2 separate regions of the Mus musculus genome follow, and region 2 is linked to region 1. A link is a loop called in an ENCODE intact Hi-C map of the cell type or tissue named here. Cell type or tissue: heart. All regions are shown on one strand.

Region 1 (8,000 bases):
CTTATTTATTTATTTGAGATGTGAGACTGCCTGACCTCAGACTCAGAGATTCTCCTGCCTCTGCCACCCGAGTGCAGGGATAAAGGGTCTGCATTGCCAGGCCTGGCTGGACGGATTTATTCTTATTCTGCATGTCAGCAAGTGTTCTCAGTGCTTATCTCGCTGCTGTGCCATTTCCCTCAAGAACATCTTCAGAGTGGATTTTCTTCAGGCTGCTTATATTTAGAATGAAGGTACTGCTACTGGTGTCAAAGCAAAGAGGAGAAACTATGGGCAGATAAACTCTTCACTTCCAGATATGTCCCTGGTTTTGTGGAGAGCAGAGGACTCAATGGTGGAGGGCAGGAGTTGGTGACCCACGACCAACTCCTGAGCCCAATCCATTCTGCTACCTGATTCTTAAGTTCTGTGGGCATCGCTGCAAACAGAAGTCACTGATAGGATTCCAATTTCAGCTTATGCCGGGGACTGCCTAACAAGTTTCTAGATGTCTAACAAGTTTCTGTTTCCCACGGTGAATTTGAATTGTCTGTTGACAACTGAATGAAACAGCTTTAGATGGTAGGATTAAAGACAGGGAAATCCCAGCAAACTAAATCCAGTACCGAGTGAAAGGCTGTAAGTGAGCCCCTGGTGAAGTAGTGCAAGGTGGGTGAGCACAAGACGACCTGCAGTGCTCTCTCGGGAGCTGAATTGTGTTCCCCTAGTTCAAGTCCATATCCTGGTAGTTCAAAATGTGACTGTACCTTGAGACAGTGTCTTTAAACGAGGTCATTGAATTAATAAAAGGGTAGACCCTAATCCAGTATGGCTCATGACTTTGTAAACAGGGTATTCAAACAGACATGGAAGGACACAGGGAGAGCAGCTCAGAGAAAGACCTCAGGAGAAACTTAACACTGCCCACTTCCTGATCTCTGTCTAGCCTCCAGAAGTGTAAGAAAAGAAGTACCCGCTGTCTAGACACCCAGTACGTGTCACTTGGTTACAGCGGCCCAGGGCAAGGACTCAGGAGTGAGGGAGCGCGTTTGCTCTTGACACAACTATTCCTGCTGGGGGTTCTAGCCAGGACAGACAGACAGAAAGTGAGTTAAAGTCAACCAGGCTAGAAAGGGAAGACGAAAGATGACCCTATGTGCAGAAGGCATGGTTGTGCTGGCCTGTTTTGTGTGTCAACTTGACACAAGCTAGGGTCATCAGAGAGGAAGGAGCCTCAGTTAAGGAAATGCCTCCATGAGATCCAGCTGTAAGGCATCTTAGTGATCAGTAGGAGAGGGCCCAGCTCATGGAGGGTGATTTCATCCCTGGGCTGGTTGGTGTCCTAGGTTCTATAAGAAAGCAGGCTGAGAAAGCCATGGGGGAGCAAGCCAGTAAGCAGCACCCCTCCATCTGTTCCTGCCTCCAGGTTCCTGTCCTGACTTCCTCCAATGATGGACTATGATCTCAAAAATGTAAGCTGAATTAACCCTTTCCTCCCCAACATGCTTCTTGGTCGATTTTGTCACAGCAATGGAAACCCTGACTAAGACAGTGCCTACCAAGAAAATCCCAAAGGAGCCAGGCAGTCATGGTACACGCCTTTTAACACCAGTACTCAGGGGGCAGCGGCACGCAGATCGCTTTGAAGCCAGCCTGGTCTACAGAGCAAGTTCCAGGATGGCCAGGGCTACCCAGTAAGACCCTGCTTTAGAAAAGCAAAACCAAGAATATTACAATTCAAGAATAGATGTCTCCATTGGAAATTGGGCATGATGATTCAGACAGCCCTACAGGACAGGAAAGAGGGGTTAGTCTAGCGTCTGGTGGGGACTGAAGAGACAGCTCAGTAGTTAAGAGTGCTTGTTGCTGTTGCAAAGGACCTGGGTTTAGTTCCCAGCACCCACATGATGGTTCGCAACTGTAACCCAGTTCCAGGGGACCCAGCACCCTCCATGGGCACCACACATGCACACACGAATGCAAAGCACTCAGAACTTTGTTTTAACGACTGAGAAGACTCCGTGCAGCAATGGTGTGAGTCCAGGGTCTGAGCGGTGGCTTTTAGAGAGTTTCTTCAACTCTGACAATACTGGATGAGAGGAGTGAGCCCAAGACTGTAACCAAAGGAGGCGTCATGGTTCCAGAAAAAGCTGAAAGAAAACTTTTGCAAACAACAGTAGTGACCGTGAGATCAGGCCTTAAGCAAAGAGGCTGGAGAGAGCCAACCTTAGTGAGAAAATCGGACTCAAAGTTCTTCTCACCAAAGCTGTAGACAACAGGATTGTTTTCTGACTTAGAGATGGTGACATTCTTGGAAAGTGTATGGAGTAGATCTCTGTTGAAATGCGGTCACGTGAGGCCGCCTGTCCAGACATTCCAAAGTATTTCATCATGGAAATAATATCAGTGCCTCCCTTTTATAATAAAAAGATGACACCTGACCTAATAACGTCCATTGTCTCAGAAGTTTGTGCCTGCTGTACTGTTACAAACATTTCTGAGAAGAACAAGGATAAACAAAACAAAAAAAAAAAACCCTCTGGTGAAGCAGCTCATCTTTGTGGCTACCCCTCCTTAAGACCAGCAAGCCTAAAATTAGCACTAATGGTTTTCTAAATTCCAACCCTGCCTCACTTGTGCTTAGACACCACTGTTGCCACAAGATGGTGAAGAGGCCCGTGCTAAGGCAGTCTTCCCATCTGGCTTTCTCCTGCTTTGGATCCTGGGATCCAGACTTCAGGATACGACCCAAATGGCTGTTTTGTTGAGGTTTAGCGTCTGTCACAAAGCTACTTTAAAGGTGATTGTTTTTCTATGGAGGGTTGTGTCCCTGCTGTAGGTATGTGCAGCACTTGTGTATAAATGCCTTTGGAGGACAGATGAGAGCGGGTCCCCTGGGCCTGGAGTTACAGATGGTTGTGAGCTACCATGTGGGAGCTAAAAATAGAACCTAGGTCCTCTGAGAACGTATCCAGTGCTCCAGCCCAAAGCTAAGCTAAATTTTAAATAGTATTTACTTAATGTAAGTGAGTACACTGTAGCTGTCTTCAGACACACCAGAAGAGGGCATCGGATCCCATTCCAAATGGTTGTGAGCCACCATGTGGTTACTGGGAATTGAACCTCTGGAAGAGCAATCTTAACCACAGAGCCATCTCTCCAGCCCCTAAATTTTCTATCTCTAAAAAGTAACCTAACATACCAAGACGTCTGACCAGCACCCCCTTTTTGTTTTGTTTTTCAAAACAGGCTTTCATTGTGTAGCCCTGACTGTCCAAGAACTCACTCTGTAGACCAGTCTGGCTTCAAAGCCAGAGATCTATCTGCCTCAGCTGGAATTAAAGGTGTGTGCCGCCACCACCCGGCTGCGCCCCACCTTCTGAGTGGAGGATGCAGGAACTTTTCTGAAGAGACCCAGAGAGTAAATATCTCAGTTTCTGTCAGTCCGTGACATCTGCTATTGTGTGGAAGTAGTCTCACCTAGAAAATGAGCATGACTGTCCAATAAAATGGCTTTGTTGACACTGAAATTGAATATTACATGGTTTTTCAAATCAAAATATTTCCTTTCTCTTGTTTTTATTCAAACATTGAAAAACTATATAATAAATGAAGCCATATAGTAAATAATATATATAAAACACATATTGTATGTATAACACATATATATAACATATATTGTATGTATAATTCACCATTCACTATCCACAGGCGGGATTAGGCAACCCAGCAGGCTTAGCCCTTAAAATTCATTTTTCTAGATTAAACCTGCACCAAGACGTGTTGACCACAAGAGGGCGATCTGTGATTTCCTATGGAATTTAGAGTTTGTCCCTGAGCCCTTTGAAGAGTCCGGAGCAGACCAGATTAGTCCAAGCTACCCTAAAAAGAAAAAAAATGATTGCTAGAGCCTGCGAAGTGGCTTAGTGGATGAGCCAAACTGATTCGCTCACTGAGTTCAATCCCTAGAGACCACATTGTAAGAGAGAACCAATTCCCACCTGTGGTCGTATGACGTACACAGACGGGGGGGTGTGGGGTGGAGCAAGCGAGCTTGCCAAGACATGGCAGAAGACCTCGTCCTCTTCCTTCCCACCTCATCCATGGGAGTACTCTGTTATTTGACCCCTTAGCATCATTTGGAGGTTTGGTTTGTCTGTTTGCTTTGGAGATGGGGTCTTGGCGTGGAGTCCAGTTTGTCCTTGAATTCAAGGTAACCATCCTTACCAAAGCCAATTGCAGGTGTGAGCCGCATACCTAGTTGGTCAGCTGGCTCTCTCCCTCCGTCCCTCCGTCCCTCCGTCCCTCCGTCCGTCCCTCCCTCTCTTCCTTCCTCCGTTCCTTTTTCCAGGTGACAACACCTTTCAGCAGCTATTCCTCTATTTAGTCTATCAGTATCAGTTTATTAGTTATTTAGAGGGGCTGTTTGTTTGAGACTGGGTCTCATGGAATCCAGACTGGCCTAGACTTGATGTGTAGCAGACGCTGTTCTTGAACTCCTTACCCTTTTGTCTGAGCCTCCCAAGAGCTGGGATTACAGGCTTGTACACCTATGGGGCATACTTTACAAAAACTCTCCGAGTGTCTACCCTGAACCAGCATTTTTTTTTTTTTTTTTTTTTTTTTTTTTTTTTTTTTTTTTTTTTTTTGTAGCCCTGGCTGTCCTGGAACTCACTCTGTAGACCAGGTTGGCCTCGAACTCAGAAATCCGCCTGCCTCTGCCTCCCAAGTGCTGGGATTAAAGGCGTGCGCCACCACTGCCTGGCCTGAACCATCTTTTAAGGAATTCTTGCCTATCCATGGTCTTAAGTAATATTTTATGCTAATCATTAAAAGCCTACCTGCCTATCCTAAGCTCTGGACTGTATTAAATTACTTCTAGATAATATATTTGGATATTTTGAGGTCACTTCAAGTAGAACAAGTAGAACATTCTTGAGATGTAAGTCGCCGCCTGTTTTAGTCATCCTCCATCATGGACCACGGGCCAGGCACACAGCACCACTTGCCTTTTTTTTTTTTTTTTGGTTTTTCAAGACAGGGTTTCTCTGTGTAGCCCTGGCTGTCCTGGAACTCACTCTGTAGACCAGGCTGGCCTCCCGAGTGACCAGTTGTCTTATTGTCTGTGGTAGACGGGATCTCTCCAGCAAAGGCTTCTCTGGGAGGAGTCACAAACCTCCCCACAGGAGGAGTCCCGCGGTCATGCCCACGTCACGTGACCGTTCTCCGGTTTGGATTCAGGGCGTTTGTGACCCCGGATCCCGATCATCCTCATCTTCAGTCATTACCGCTGCCTGTGTGGGGGCCGGCATGGCTGTGTGGGGGCTGGCATTGGCTCAAGGATTCAAAGTGTGGGCTCGAGAACAGGACTTCAAAGTCTGAGCCATGCCTCCTTTGCTGGCTTTATGACCCGAGGCAGGCTATTTAGCTTCTCTGGGCCTTACTTTGTTCATGCTTAACGGTGGGCATAATTATCATGGCCTCGTAACAGGTCAAATGAGATGACGCATGCCAAGGACTGGGCATTGAACGCAGAGCGCAAGACATCAGCAGCGCGCTTTTATTAGAGTATAATTTATATATTGTTTCGGGGATGATTTGTGTTCCCTCCAAAGTTTGTGTGTTGAAACCCTAGCCCCCAGTACCTCAGAATGTAATTATATATGAAGATTAAATCTTTAAATATGTAATTAAACTAAGTCATCACAGTGGGAGCTAATTCAATACGAGTGCTCTTAGTTAGTTTCTTAGTTAGTTAGTTAGTTAGTGAGTTAGTTTCTTTGTTTTTGAGACAGGGTCTCACTGTGTAGCCCTGGCTGGCCTGGAGCTAGGTGTGTAGACCAGCCTCAAACTCACAGAGACCAGCTTATCTCTGCCTTCCAAGATTGGGGTTAAAAGTGTGCGGCCACACAGAGCTGGCTAGTATCCTTTAAAAAGTTGGGCCTCACAGTCTACTTGTAATTCTAGCACTTGGAAGGCTGATGCAGGAGGATTCCTGAGAGTTCAGGATCAGCCCGGGCTATGCAGTAAGATCCTATCTTAAAAAGGAAAAGGTGTTAAGAGGGAGAGAAAAAAAAAATAGGAGGGGTGGAGAAAATGGGAAGGAGGGAGCAGATTTGGAAACAGACACACGCAGAGGAGAGGAAGATGGGCCACAGACATGGCTGTACAGTCCAAAGAGACCTGGGAAAGAGCCTTCCCTCACAGCCTTCAAGGGAGTGGGCCTCGCTGGCACTTTGATCTTAGACTCTCTGCCTCCGGGGTTTCATAAGAATAAATCACTGTTGTTTAGCCACCCAGTGTGTCTCATCAGCCCCTGCAAACCAGCACATGCCCCATAAATATCACCCACTCGAGGTACGACTCAGGAATTTAGTAGTAAATTTAGAATTATATACAACCATTACCACAGGCTAATTTTAGACACTTTTCATTGCCTCTAAAAGAAACCTTGTGCCTGTTTGCAGTCACTGCCCGTCCACCCTCAGCTCCAAGCAAGCATCGTACTCCCTCCTGTCTATACATTTGCCATTGCTGAACATTTCTTGTAACTATCTCCTGTGATTGGAAAACCTTATACCGCAAAATCAGCTCACGCTATGTCCTCCCAGCTCCTTAAAACGTAAAGATAATGAGCTGAGTCTTAAGCCTGGTGGCATCTGTGTAATTACACACTCCTATTACGGTTTATCTGCAATATGGGTAAAAGAAAACTTATCTGGGCCACAGAAGAGTTGCACTGGGAATGAATACTCGGTGCTGGAGAGATGGCTCAGCGGTTAAGAGCACCGACTGCTCTTCCAGTGGTCCTGAGTTCAATTCCCAGCAACCACATGGTGGCTCACAGCCATCTGTAATGGAATCTGATGCCCTCTTCTGGTGTGTCTGAAGACAGCTACAGTGTGCTCATATACATAAAATAAATGATGAAAGAGAGAGAGAGATTGAATATTCAAGTCTGAGGGTCTGCAAGATAGCTCAGTGAAAAAAGGCCATTGGTCACCGAGGCTTACAACCTAAAGGAGAAAATGGAGTTCTGTGACCTGAACTGACAAATGCACACAAACACACAAATACGTATAGTACATTCACAAATAAGTATAGTACATTTATAAAGATTAGACAGAACATAATAGTGAAATTGACCATTGTGGTCATTGCGTAAGAATAACCACTCTGACCTCAGCACTCACTGTGGAGGTAGAGAAAGGTAGAGATCTCTGTGAGTTCAAGGTCAGCCTAGTGTTCACAGTGGGTTCCAGTGAGATCATGCAAATAAATAGATAGATAGAAAGACAGAGAGATAAATAAGAAAATCAATAACCACTTTAGCTAGGCATGGTAGCACTACATGACCTTACTTGCAGAGCACAGAGGTGAGTGAAGTCAAAAGTTCAAGGTCACCTCCAGCCACATGTGGAGTTCAAGTCCTGCCCGGGGTACATGGGACGAGACCTGAAGTGACCAGCTGTTCCTTGAACTCTGTGTGTGTGTGTGTGTGCACCTGATGGCCAAAACCAGTGCTGAGTACAGAGTACCCTTGCTGGTTAGCTTCTACCAATTTCACAGAAACTAGAGTCACGCTGGAAGAACAAACCTCCAGCTGAAGAGATATGCTTCCACCAGACGGAGTGTGGACCTGTCTGTGGGGCATTTCCTTGACTTCTAATGGATGAAGGGCCCAGCCCACATGGGCAATGCTACTCTTGGGTAAGTGGGTCTGGGCTGTGTAAGAAAGGTAGCTGGGCACCAGCTCAGGAGCAGATCAATAAGCAGGGCTCCTCTGTGGTCTCGGCTTCCATTCCCATCTCAGGCTCCTACCTCTAGTTCATGCCTTTGCCCCTTGATGGTGGATCATGGCTGGGACGCCCAATAAGTCTTTTCCTCCACAAGTTGCTTTTGGTCCTGGTGTTTGTCACAGTGACAGGAAAAGAGACTAGGTTAGCTTCTTTTGTAGAAAAGGAACTAAGAAAAAACAAACAAACAAAACAAATAAACCAATGGGCTCTCAGGTAGCCCAG
Region 2 (8,000 bases), 150 kb after region 1:
AGCAAGTAGAATCTCTTCAGGCCTTGTTGTTTTTTAAGGTAGTCTTGTGTAGCTAGCGAGTGTGTGTGTGCGTGTGCATGCGTGTGCGTGCTCGCACGCAGCCAAGGATGCCCTTAGTCTTCTGTCCCTTCTGCTGCTCTCCCAGGCTGTGATTATGCAGTACTGGGGGATCCATCTCGGGCTTTGTGAATGCTAAGTAATTATCTTTTAACTGAGCCACATTGTTAGCCCCAGGAACATTTTCTTTTGCGTGTCCAAGGTTATTTTAATCATGTGCATGTTTGGTCTGTGTATGGGTATGTGCATGCCAGTGGCCAGAAGTAGCAGCTCCACTCTGGTGGTTACAGGCTGGTGCGAGCCCCCAGTGAGAGTGCTGGGAGCCAGACTCAGGTCTCTGCAGTAGTAAGCACTCTTAACATCTGAGCCATCTCTCCAGCTTTTTTTTTGTTGTCGTTTTGAGAAAAAAATATTTCCAAAGTTATGTGATTAATGTATGAGTACATTGTAGCTGTACATATGGTTGTGAGCCTTCATGTGGTTGTTGGGTATTGAATTTAGGACCACTGGTCACTCTGGTCAGCCCTGCTCGCTCAGGCCCAAAGATTTATTTATTATTATATCTAAGTACACTGTAGCTGTCTTCAGCTGCACCAGAAGAGGGCGATCTCATTATGGGTGGTTGTGAGCCACCATGTGGTTGCTGGGATTTGAACTTAGGACCTTCAGAGGAGCAGTCAGTTCCCTTAACTACTGAGCCATCTCTCCAGCCCATCTTAAAGGGTTTTAAAAAGAATCAAGTTGTGCTTTGTAAGCTTGTGTCTACAGTGATTTGGAATCCTGGCTTTTATGTGTGTCCTGTGCCATTTACTTACGGAGTTGTGAAAATATTTTGGTTCCGTTGATCTGCAAGGTCTCTCTAATGTTTCTAGTGGTCTGCCAAGTAGGGCAGCCTTGTAACAGAGGCTCATACTGCTGTGTGTGTGCGCTCTATGCCAGGAATTGTAGTGGAACCTCGATCCTGTAGCTGTTCTAATCATCTGCTAAGTGATGGCAAGCTGAATAGAGCAGAAAGCCCAAGGTAGGGTTACTGAGCCAAACGTTTGTCATGTGTCTTAAGCCAGTGCAGATGTCAGTACCAGGTCATGTGATGGCAGCAGATCAGCACGGCTAGAAATGGCATCTCTCCTTGAGTTGTGCATGATTTATATGTGAGCATCTGGTCGACCCCAGCCATAGCCTAAGGGCAAGAGCAGGATTGGGAGCAGGTTTATGTAGTTGTGTTGTTTTTGTGTTGTCCAAGGTGGTTCCATTTTCCTAGCTGTCTTGTTTATTTTAGTGAGGCTGGGTCTCTGTTATGTTGCCCTGGTGGTCCTGAAACTTGCTGTGTAGAACAGGTGACCCTGTCTCTGATTTCCAGTTCTCACTGCTAGTTTTGCTGGTTTTAAGCTAGTAAAAGTGAACTTAAATGTGTTTACATTGTGAGCTGTAGCCTCTGATCTGGTGTGTGTGTGTGTGTGTGTGTGTGGGTGTGTGTGGGTGTGTGTGTGTGAGTGTGTGTGTGTGGGTGGGTGTGTGTGGGTGGGTGTGTGTGGGTGTGTGGGTGTGGGTGTGTGTGTGGGTGTGTGTGTGTGGGTGTGTGTGTGGGTGTGGGTGTGTGTGTGTGTGTAACAAAAGTTTCAGGGTGATGTGGTTTGTGTCTGTACTGATGCTGTAGCGTTGCCTGTGTGTATTCTCTTTTTTAGTTGTTTCTTTGCTTTATTAAGTTTATGGGTCCTTTGCTATGTGTATGCCTGGTGCCCGTGGAGCACAGGATCCCCCAGAACTGGAGTTACTGAGGGTTGTCAGCCAGCACGTGCTGTGCAGGTTTACTAATGCATCCTTAAGTTTATTACCATCTTTATGTTTGTTGTAGGTTTTCTTTTGGATAAAAAAATTGGAGTAAATCAACCAAAGAGAATTGAAAATGCTAAAATTCTTATTGCAAATACTGGGATGGATACAGACAAAATAAAGGTGCGTGGCTACATTTCTTGACAGGCTGTTGCTGGTGCTGTTAACGTAGGAGTCAGTTACACCAAGCAGATGAGACACCTATATACACTTTGAAGCGTATGTTCGTAGAAACGCTGAAGTACGTACGGTGTATTTTAAGAGGAGTGAACCTTACACTGCCTTTATGTCTTCAATCTTAGATATTTGGCTCTCGGGTAAGAGTTGATTCCACAGCAAAGGTTGCAGAGATAGAACATGCAGAAAAGGAGAAGATGAAGGAGAAAGTTGAACGTATTCTTAAGCATGGAATAAATTGCTTTATTAACAGGTGTGTAACCTAAAGTTACTTTTTTCTCATAAAAATTGTATTTCCTATCAAGTTACTTATTGTTAGAAACTGCTGCACACGGTTTTACTTAAGATTGCAGAGTGTGGCAGTTCCTCCAGGCTGCTGCTCGGAGGACTGTTAGCTTCCGGGCAGGTCTCTGTGTTCTAAGGTTCCTCGGTCCTTTATTTTCACTGTCCTCAGCCTCACACGGAGTGCTTGCTGTGGATGGAGTAAGGCTAACATCATGCAAAGCCCCATGAGTGTTAACAGTGAGGTAACAGTGATCTAATGGAGGTGACGCCAGACAGGTAGAACATACTGGGGATTCAGTTATGGAGGTCAGGACAACGTGTGGGATTGCAGTCTCTATCGTTTGAGACTCAAGGATTGAGCATAGATAGTGAGGCTGGATTTTTTATTTCCGGTGAAGTAAAAGTGCTTGCAGGTTTGTGTTGTAATGTAATTCAGCTTGACAAGGAGCCATTTTGAGCATAACATGTATTTTATTTTCAGACAGTTAATTTATAATTACCCTGAACAACTCTTCGGCGCTGCTGGCGTCATGGCTATTGAGCATGCGGATTTCGCAGGTGTGGAGCGCCTCGCTCTTGTCACAGGTATGGAAAATGCATACCTTAGGAAGTGCAGTTTCCAGTACGTTACTGTGCAGTGCACTGAGAATAGGAAGAACCCCCTTAAAGAGTTGAGAGTATATACTTTGAGTTAGGCCTTTAATTTCCTTACATTGTTTGAAGACTTAGATTGATTGATTGATTGTGCATGTGGATATGTGCCCTGCTTCACCAGTGGAGATCGTAGCACTAATGTTTTCCTCTTCCTGTGTGGGTCCTGGGTCTCAGCTCAGGTTCGAACTACCTTGCTGGCTCCTCTATACCATTACAGGCAATTCTCTCTGTACTTGAGTTTCTCAGATTTTTGGGTGTGGAGTGTAGTGATTGACTGTGTATGATGAAATGACATAGGGTAGGACCCAAGTCTAAATATGAAATACATTTCTGTCAGATGTGTATACTCACGCAGAGAGATTGTCAGATGTGTATACTCACACAGAGAGGTCGTCAGATGTGTATACTCACACAGAAATGGTTTACGCAGCGCTTTTGGTTGATATGCAGTTTTACTGGCCTTTCACCTGGGCCATTTTCATTCTTACAGATGCACATTTGGGGTTTCCGTTTAGGAATGCTTAAAGTGTATGCCAGATTTTACGCGCACGCACACACATGTGTGCATGCACACACCACACGGTTTGCCATGACTCTAGAGTGATGTTTCAAGACAGTCCATTCTTTCTCACAGAATAAAGACTTTACTTTCTGGGCATGAGCAAATCTGAGCTTAAAAGAAGAGTCTCGAGTATTAAATCTTAAGTTAAACCTTAGTTTGTTTTGCTGAATGCTTAGCTCCTTATGCCCCGTGTGAGGTAAAGTCAGTGACCTTTAATGACGACATCGTGCCCTTCAGAGCGGGTCAAGTATGTACCTTGTGCTTGATTTGACATATCTTTTCTAAGTTTCTAATTTACAAAATTACGGTAAAACTATTTAAATGAGTGAATCAATTCTGTAACAGCCTCAAACCCACAGATGTGTTTCCGGTGATGTTCGCAGGTGGTGAGATTGCCTCTACCTTTGATCACCCAGAACTTGTGAAGCTTGGAAGTTGCAAACTTATTGAAGAAGTTATGATCGGGGAAGATAAACTCATTCACTTTTCTGGGGTTGCCCTTGGTGAGTGACTGTAAATCTTGGCTTAAGGACCTAAGTCCTTGCCGACCTCTGGAAGTGGGAAAAAAGTTGTAGGACTGGAGAGATGGCTCAGCGGTTAAGGACCTCTGGTTCTGAGTTCAAATCCCAGTGACCACAAGGTGGCTCACAACCATCTGTATGAGCTCTGATGCCCTCTTCTGGTATGAAGTCAGCGGCAGTGTACTCATACTACATAAAGTGAAACTTTTTTTTTTAAGGTTTCTATAGCACTGAAATAGATATCCTATAGATAGATACCCTATAGATAGATACCCTATAGATAGATATCCTATAGGTTGTCGAGATGGCTCTGAGTGGAAGTGCTTGAAACTTGAAGACCTTAGTTCCCTTTCTGGGACCCTCATGGTAGGAGGAGAGAGCCAACTCTCACCTTGGACTTCCATGCATATATGCACCCACGCACATACATGCATGACTAAGGATTATTAAGTGGACTGGATATATGTGTCTTATGAGGGCAAATATAAATTTTTTTTAATTAGGTATTTTCTTCATTTACAAATATAAATTTTGAGAGAGCCTATTTTATGTTCTGTTTCAGTGTCTTAAAGTCAGGTTGATACTTGCTGCCTTTTGAAATGTGTACATTTAGCATAGAATTTTTTTCTTCATCACTCAGAACATTTATGAACATGGATTTTTGCAGAGAAGCATTGCTACCAAAGCCCAAGACTAGTCGAGTCGTTACTTACTAAGTCGTTACTTGGAGTGCAGATGATGCTGTGGTGAGTGGCTAGACGGTCACTGATTGACGTTTCTCCTTAGGTGAGGCATGCACCATTGTGCTTCGTGGTGCCACTCAGCAAATTCTGGATGAAGCTGAACGATCTCTGCATGATGCTCTTTGTGTTCTTGCTCAGACTGTAAAAGATCCTAGAACAGTTTACGGGGGAGGTAAGCATTTCAAGAATGTTACATACTTTGTTTCTTGACAGTAGGTCCGACTTAGATGTGAACATCTTGGCTTTTATAGAAACAGAGACGGCAGAGTGCATAACAAGTTCTGGGTTACATTTGTAGGCTGCTCTGAGATGCTGATGGCCCATGCTGTGACACAGCTTGCCAACAGAACCCCAGGAAAAGAAGCTGTAGCAATGGAGTCGTTTGCAAAAGCCCTGAGAATGGTAAGCTATGAAGAGAGAGGTGAACATACATTTCATGGGCTTGATTTTAAACTGAATATATTTTTGTGTCCTAGAGAAAAATTTTTCTCTTTGCCTTTACAAAACTACAGTAGTCCACAATGTTTTATATTTTGATTCTACATTTTATACGTAATCATGAATCATTATTAAGAAACAAACAGCCAAGCAGGGTGTGGTGGCACACGCCTTTAATCCCAGCACTCGGGAGGCAGAGGCAGGTGGATTTCTGAGTTCGAGACCAGCCTGGTGGTCTACAGAGTGAGTTCCAGGACAGCCAGGGCTACACAGAGAAACCCTGTTTCGGAAAAAACAAACAAACAAACAAACCAGACAGCCAGGCATGGTCTTTACCTATAATCCCAGCACTTGAGGTTGAAGCCAGATGTGAGACCAGCCCTGTCTGTAAGAGCTTGTCTTTAAGAAGAGCAACAGGAAGCAGGCTTTCCCTGTAATTCAGCTGTCTCTCTAGGTTAGAGGCAGTGTGGTCCTTGGTGGTTATTCATCACTTTGTTTTTTTTTTTTTTAAGTATAGAATAGAGTTTATTCTGGGCATAGGGAGGGGAGTTAAGAGGGAGAGAAAAGTGGGGAGATGGAGAGAGTAGAGAAGTAGAGTCCAGCTATGACCACATGGAGGGAAGGGGAAGGGAATCGGTGGAGAGGGGGGAGCAAGGGGCAAGCGGCAAGAGTGAGAGTTGTTTGTCCCTTTCATGTTGCAGTTGCCGACCATCATAGCCGACAATGCGGGCTATGACAGTGCAGATCTGGTGGCACAGCTCCGAGCTGCTCACAGTGAAGGCCATATAACTGCTGGACTGGGTAAGAGACAAATGGACTTCTGCAGCCACTTTGGAAAGTAGTTTTCTTCAATTAGAAATAAGTCACACATACATCCACTTTGTATGTCTGTATGGACACGCACATAATGCACTGGGGTCCCACCCCCTTCCCTTTTTCTTTTCACACCTTTTCTCCTTCACTGAACCCTTTGTTCCCAGGTCCCTGTCCTGCTCACGCGGGCTATAGGCACCTTATCCAGGCTGTACCCTGAGGAATAAGATTCATCCTTCCCCAGTAGCCCTAGCAGCTTTTCCGTGAGGATGGGATCTTAGGAGCCCCTTTCTCCCCAGGATGGAATGTTAATGTGCCTAGCTGTGTGCAGGTGGCCACTGCTGCTGACGTCACGGGTGCACTGGGCATCTCAGGTCCAGAAGGCAGCATGCCAGAGCACTCCTTCACCCCTTAGGTTCCTTCTACCCTGTTCTGTGGTGCTCTCAGAGACCTGGTTAGGGCCGCGCACTCGGGCATTCGCTTCCTGGACTTGGGCCCGTTACCAGACTCCCCATGGACTCTGCCCACTGCAGGCAGCCCTGCCCCATGCGTCTACACAAAACCCCTTAAAAGCACTTGTGTGGGCTCATTGTCATTTTGTTTAGTTTCAAGACTGGCTGTCCTGGAACTCATTCTGTAAACTAGGCTGGCCTTGAACTCGGAGATTAGCCTGCCTCTGCCGCCCCAGTGCTGGGATTAAAGGTGTGTGACTCCACTGCCAGGCCTAACAATTTTTCTTGCCAGTTTTTTCTTAAAATAGTGCTTTTGTAGATGGATCTAGCTAAATCAGGCAGTGAGATGCAGTAACAGCTTTAGTTTTATTATGAGTTATTAGGAATGTTTTAATGCCTTTAATAACTACCTTTTCAGATATGAAGGAAGGTACCATCGGCGATATGGCAGTACTGGGTATAACAGAGAGTTTTCAAGTGAAGCGACAGGTTCTTCTGAGTGCGGCTGAAGCAGCAGAGGTGATCCTGCGAGTGGACAACATTATCAAAGCAGCACCAAGGTACCAGAGTGCTCGTGCTCCTAGGGAAACACAGGCCGGAGTCCAGGGAGCTTGATAATTGTGTATAATGGGACAGTTCCGTCTTAGTAGACGGTTACACAAACTATCTAAAGTAAGTAGTCGTAGTTCTTAGAAAGGCATAGGAGGAAACTGGTTTGGGTAGCCAGGGGCACACTCATACTGGAAGGGTTAAAGAGCCAGGCTTCTGAAGGTCAGGTATCAGGGAGCGTGTGGGTATCTGGTGGTTTTACCAGGATGAGTCAGGCCGCTTGCTTTCCTGGATATCCTTATAGGTGCGTGTGTGCCTGACCTGGTGGGTCTGTTGTTGGAGATGGTCTTGCTGTGTAACTGGGGCTGCCTTCCAGTTCAGAACCCTCTTCCCTGAGCTTGCAGTGCTGAGGCGGCAGGCGCCCCGCACGTGGCTCACAAACATGCTCAAGGCTCCTTTCCACGTTCACGCTGTAGAAGGTGACTTTAAATTCTCTTGAAGATGCGTTTACACAGACTCGGTTAAATGAAGCGCATCAGCCGGTTTCACATGGCTGTGACAGAAGAAGGCTGTGTTTGGGTTCACAGGTTTAGTTGTGTCAGTTCATACTGCCTTGGGGTGGCACAGTTGCCAGTGAGGGAACGTGAGCCCAGGGTGCCAAGGGAAAGAACTGGGAAGATAATGGGTTACTTAGAAGCCAAGCCTCCCCAGCATTGGTTTGGCTTGCAGTGGTTGTGGAGTGTGGGGGATAAATTTGATCCTGTAGTAGGTTCAGAAGAGAGAGAAACCTCAAAGTACAGTTTCTCTCAGAAAGGGAAACGTGAGGTACAGATTGCATGTTCTGTGAGTGAGCAGAGACGGCGGCCATTAGAGGAAGCCTGAATATCCAAGTGGAAGATTGTCAGAGGCAGGTTTA

What was found. Peaks named below come from ENCODE experiments on the same cell type or tissue, not always from the same donor. Only the 100,000 strongest peaks of a DNase experiment are listed, where the experiment ranks them.
Region 2: a loop joins it to region 1, with 4 times the contacts of the local background. A loop is called at or near these places in 26 of 42 quality-filtered maps.

The regions. Positions count from the first base shown.
Region 1 is chr10:117,205,571-117,213,570 of GRCm38, reverse strand. No RefSeq gene overlaps it. Among named protein-coding and RNA genes, the nearest start is that of Gm31963, 15 kb to the left of the region's middle. In heart, a CTCF peak has its summit at 3,769 (motif pointing right); no DNase peak of the experiment used is centred here; H3K4me3 peaks cover 524 bases; H3K27ac peaks cover 877 bases.
Region 2 is chr10:117,052,111-117,060,110 of GRCm38, reverse strand. It overlaps Cct2 (chaperonin containing Tcp1, subunit 2 (beta)), which reads left to right. Exons shown (of 16, transcript NM_007636.3): 8 at 1,913-2,013; 9 at 2,193-2,320; 10 at 2,834-2,937; 11 at 3,952-4,071; 12 at 4,876-5,004; 13 at 5,131-5,234; 14 at 5,972-6,071; 15 at 6,954-7,095. Among named protein-coding and RNA genes, the nearest start is that of Cct2, 7.7 kb to the left of the region's middle. In heart, CTCF peaks have their summits at 645 (motif pointing right) and 4,251 (motif pointing left); no DNase peak of the experiment used is centred here.